Linked DNA regions of Homo sapiens: region 2 is linked to region 1. Evidence: chromatin loops called from intact Hi-C (ENCODE). Cell type or tissue: sigmoid colon. All regions are shown on one strand.

What was found. Hi-C counts contacts between places; a loop is a spot of excess contacts. Peaks named below come from ENCODE experiments on the same cell type or tissue, not always from the same donor. Only the 100,000 strongest peaks of a DNase experiment are listed, where the experiment ranks them.
Region 2: a loop joins it to region 1, with 2.7 times the contacts of the local background. A loop is called at or near these places in 6 of 110 quality-filtered maps.

What each region holds. Positions count from the first base shown.
Region 1 is chr4:8,401,970-8,404,469 of GRCh38, forward strand. The region is part of intron 7 of ACOX3 (acyl-CoA oxidase 3, pristanoyl); the gene reads right to left. Among named protein-coding and RNA genes, the nearest start is that of ACOX3, 38 kb to the right of the region's middle. RefSeq lists a silencer at 1,455-1,652. In sigmoid colon, CTCF peaks have their summits at 1,378 (motif pointing left) and 1,578; DNase peaks (open chromatin) are centred at 412, 888 and 1,392.
Region 2 is chr4:8,157,803-8,160,302 of GRCh38, forward strand. ABLIM2 (actin binding LIM protein family member 2) reads right to left here and starts at 1,011. Exons shown (of 21, transcript NM_001130083.2): 1 at 878-1,011. The coding sequence starts at 887. RefSeq lists silencers at 728-1,217, 1,558-1,617. In sigmoid colon, no CTCF peak of the experiment used is centred here; DNase peaks (open chromatin) are centred at 206 and 1,169; H3K4me3 peaks cover 2,273 bases; H3K27ac peaks cover 330 bases; H3K27me3 peaks cover 678 bases.

The DNA of each region.
Region 1 (2,500 bases):
CTCAGCAGTCTCCCGGGGCTCACCCCCCTCCATGAGGGGGCCACCGTGCATGGGGCCTGCCAGACTTAAGGGACGGGCACGTAAGTGGCATGGTATGAACAAGTCAGGTGGGGCAGACGACATCCTCTGAGGCACAAGGGCCAGGCCATGATCCTGACTCCCAGGACAGCCTGAGGGAAAGACACAGCGACAGTTTCCACACTACCAGGAGGAGCAAGGCCCTGGGGCCGGGTGGGGACGGGGCTGGAGCTCCTTAGGGAAACCTGGGTGACCTGGTGAGGGAAGAGCTCTCGGCTGCTTTGCCAGGCCCCTGCCCACCTGCAGGAAGTGAAGGGCAGCGGGGGGGCCAGCTCCTCCAAAGCCCTAGGCCCAGCTGCCCAGTTTGGTAGCAGCTTCCCCCATGCCACAGCCGCACACTCAGAACACCCCACCTCGTGAGAAAAACCTTGCCTCGGTGCCAATGGCCCCAGCGTGCTCCAGCCTGTTACTTGAAAGCCAAGGAATGCCTTTTCCAGTATGATCCGGTCACAGTCAGCGCCCTTTTTAAGGAGTGGAAATTATTCCCCCATTCTCACCACACAGAATATATTTATACTTGCAAAAACATTCCCGTGAGTTTCAAAGGAAAGCAAACTTCCACGAATTCTCAGGGGATCCCTTCTGTTCCACAAAAGCTATTACAGTGGTGGTCACATGTGGCCAACTCAAATACAAGCCAGATCCAGTGTCTCCAGCGGGAGACGTGTGCGTGTGTCACAGGTGTGTGTGTGCACAGCACAGGAGTTGTGTGTGTGTGTCACTGGACATGCACGTGGCACGGGAGGCCTGAGTGTGGCACAGAAACCCTCACTCCAATCCCAGAAGCGCCCAGACCTCAGCACACACCCCGCGCCCTGGACATCCTGCTTCTTATTGCAGCAGCTTCCTTCCTCCTTTGGGGCCTGGAAGGGCCCCCCAAGCCCAGCCCAGCCAAGCCGCCAGAGCAGGCCGTTGAGTTCGGCAGCCATCCTCCCAGCCACCGCCTCAGCTCAGGGCAAACGCACGAAGAAAGACCCTTAAGGTGCAGCCCACCTTAAGAGTCTGGCTGAAACTATCACTTGAGAAGATCTTTATGATTTTGCTTTTAGAGCTATTTGGCTAAAATTAATCCACACAATTTACGTTTACCTTGGATTTGTAGGCAGTCATCCCACATACTCAGGAGTTCTTGTAAAGTGACAAAATCTAACCTACAAATTGTAACCACTTTTTTCAAGATAAATGATTTCAACATTGGTAACAAAAATCACTAAATTATAATGCTGATCTTGGAAAAGACAGACATCCAGGCAGAAACTGGCTGGGAAACCCGGAGGGAACACTGGTATCACTGCGCCCCCTGCTGGGTGCCCTGCCCAGACCCTCCAGCCCTGGATGGGAAATGTGCATTTCTGGAAAGGGGCGGAGAGCAGGCCGCCTGCATCACCCCGGCTGGCTCCCATCCCAGCCCAACCTAGGCCTTCAAAGGCTCAGGGATCAAAGATGGACGAATCCCACTGCATCCCTGTCACCCTGCAGAGAGACACGGTGGAAAGGCTCTGGGGGCTCAGTGACCTGGCTTGGTGGAGCAGCTCTGAACCAGCGTCAAAGGGCGGTCGTTATTGTGTTAGTGGCGATCCTATAGGAGACCGTATTTCTGAGTCTTACAAGAGGCTTTACCATATCAGTGTGATGTATTAATCATTAATGGTTTGATCTAATGCTCCTTTGAATATTATCCCAGTAAGAGGTGTGGATTCAATCTCTAGAAATACGTTTATTAGGGGGGAACCAAGTGCAGGGTTTCTCTGCAATGTCCCAAAATAATGTCAAAGCCTCTCATTCATGAAACTGAATGAGCAGTGAAGAAGAGCCTTGCTCACACCCGAGGCCACCCACTGGATGTGACAATTCACCACCGCCATATGCCCGGGTGGAGATGCCTGTCGGGCCTTACGTGCACACATAGGACACTTCAGTAGATGGGTAACAGTGCCTGTGGCTGCAGAGCCCTGAAAGGGATCAGCCGGGTCTAATAAAAGGATGCAGATTCTCCAGAACAACACAGTGCTTCCTACACCCCATTTCCTGCACAGCGCTTCAGAGCTTCTCACCCTGAGGCCAGAGCCATCCTTCTCAAACAGACCAAGCCGCATTACATCCTCCAGATGGCTGGGGCTTCCCGCTGCCCTGAGGGCGAAGGGCCTGAACAGCGACCCTCCATACCTGCTACACGGGCACCGTCCATGCCAAGCGCCTCCCAGGCACCCTGCGAAAGTAGTCATTCAAGAGAACTGACAGCCGCAGGTCGGGGTGGCGCTCTCCTCCCTGCCAGCTCCAACATTAACTAGCAGGTTCCTTGTATTATTTTAGTATAAGCCAGTGAGAACCCAGAACTCTGCAGGACAGGTGGAGTTAGGAGGGCTGTGCATATGTGTCTTGTTTTGCTTTTTTTTTTTTTTTTTGCCTGAAATCACAAGAA
Region 2 (2,500 bases), 240 kb before region 1:
AAGTGACTCAAGCCTGGTGCGCCTCGGGTCACACCCTGAAAAATGGGGTGACAGCCCTTCCCTGCCGGGAATGCAACGACAAGCCCTCAGCCCGGTGCGGGCCCCAGGAGGCTCTCAGATCCGGGCATCCTCAGGCCGCCTCCAGGGCTCACCGCCAAGGGCTCCAGTTCTAGGTCTCAGTTTCCCCAACAGCACAAGGCGCGGCTGGGCTCCAGCGCTGTGGGATTTTTCCAGCCCCGCACAGAGGCTGTCAGATCCCGGAGGGTGGGTGCGGCGGGAAAGGCAGGGGTGCGACGCGCAGGGGCGAGGGGCTGGAGACGCGCAGAGATCGGGTCGGGGCCGGGTCTGACACATGCGGGCTCCGGGTCCCCAGATCTGCTGCGGAGAGTCCTGGGCGCCGAGGGTCGGCCTGACGCCCCCAACCCAGGCGCTGCCAGAGCGGCGCAAGGGCGGCGCCCCCAGCTGCAAAGCCCCGCCTATCATCTCACCTCTGCGTGCCTAGGTCTGCTGGGGCCCCGGCCCTTCGCCCGGACCCCAGGCCCCCGCGCGGACCCTGACCGCTTTCTGCAGCCTGGAACAACCCGGACCCCCGTGAGAAGCAAAGAAGGGGCGCCTTCCAGACATCCTGGCGCAGCCACGCCGGCCGGCGCGCTGGGAAAGGATCCCCGGCCCGCGCCACTGAGCTACGCGCTCCGGGCGCAGGGCAGAGGGCTGCGCTCTGGCCCCTCGGGGCTGCAAAATCCTGGAGCAAAAGTTGGGTGGAGCCGCTGGGTGATTTTCCCCGGCGTTGCAGGTGCAGCCTCCGAATGCCACCCAGCCCTTGCGGCGCCGCGAGCCAGCGCGGGGACCCGTTGGTCCCTCGGTCCCCAGCACCCACCTGCACTCATCTCAGCAGCCGCTCGGAGTCGGGGCGGCCCGGCGCTGCGACAGCCAGACCCTCGGGCCCGCAGGTGCCGCGCCCGCGCTATCCTCCGCCCGCCCGCCGGCTCCGCGCCCGCTCCTTGCGCACACGCCAGGCAGCGCCGCCGCAGCCCCACGGCGCGCAGGCCACGCCCGTGCCACGCCCACTCTCACGCCCCTCCTGGCGGCCCCGCCCCGCGCCCCCGCTGCCGCCCGGGAGCACCCTGGGAAGTGTAGGCACCTCGACGCCACCGCTCCGCCTGGCTCCCCAGCTGCGGGGCGATCGGACTACAAGTCCCAGCACGCTTCGCGGCCAGCGCAGGCGCAGACGGGCGACGGCGGCTGAGGCCTTTCGCAATCGTTCTTAGATCTCTGCAGAGCTGTCGCCACGGCCTGAGGGGCGACGTGGGGACTGCCGCTCACGGAATCCGGGAGTCGCTAGGAGAGCGGCGCAGGGAAAAGCGAGCTTGGTGCAGCTCTTCTTGAGTAGTCGAGCTACAAGGCGCCTGAAGACCTTCTGGGCCAACTCTTCTTTACCAGTTTACAGAGAGGGAAACTGAGGCGGGGGCGGTGCTCGGGCAGGATTAGCCCGCATCCGTCGGCGAGGCTTGCACTGGTGGGGATTCGTGCGCAGGTTTCCTGCCTCCGGGCTTGGGCTGTCCGCGCCTCGCCACCCACCCCAGGCTCCCGTCGCTCCTCGCCGGCTGGCGCCCAGCTGGGGGGTGCACCGGGAGAGGTGGCGCGGCTCACTTCGGCGCAGTCCCCGGCCCCAGCCTCCACGGTGACCGGCTACCCTGTGACATCAGGCGCCCAGCACAGGGCCTGGACGCGGGTGCAGGAGAGGGAGTCAGGGAACGGGGAGGAGCAGGGGTCCCCACTGTGTGCCTGGTGCGACAAAAGGCGAGCTGCAGAGAGGTCGGGAGGAGCCGGCAAACACAAGGATGCCCACCAGGCGCGGAGGGCCTGGGCTGGAGGAGCATTTAGGATGCAGAATCGCGGGAACCTGGCATGGAGAGAGAGGCCAAGGACTTTTGGCTTGGGCCAGGGCTGTTTGGAGATGCTTTCAACAAGTGGAAGAAGATTGGGCACAGAAAATGTAGACTGAATGGAACACTGAGGCAGGAGCAGGTACTCCTCCCCCTCCCTCAGCAGCAGCCATCTCCCCCAAGAGGGGCCAGGATGGGAGGCCAGGAGTACAGTGGCTCAGTGGGGGAGCTGAAGTCCTGGGGAACCAGCCAAGCCCCACACACCCTAGAAATCCAGGAGGCCCAGCTAGGTGATTCTGCCCGCAGCCGCAGGGTTCCCATGCCAGTCCACTGGGATCTTGTGCCATGTAATTGAGGGGGCGCCAGATCTAAGGATCAGTGAACTAATGTGTGCCATGACCCAGTGTGAGTTGAGATCAATAAATGTCTTTGCTTTGCTATTATTATTCTCTGTGGCTAACATAGGGCCTGGCACAGAGCAGGCAGTCTGCAAATATCTGTTGAATAAACGGAGAGAAGGATAGAGGGGAGGGGAGAGTGCTGGCACCTGGCACTCCTGGATCATAGCCTGAGAGGTAGGCCAGGCACCCACCTGCCGTAGGTACACCCTGCTG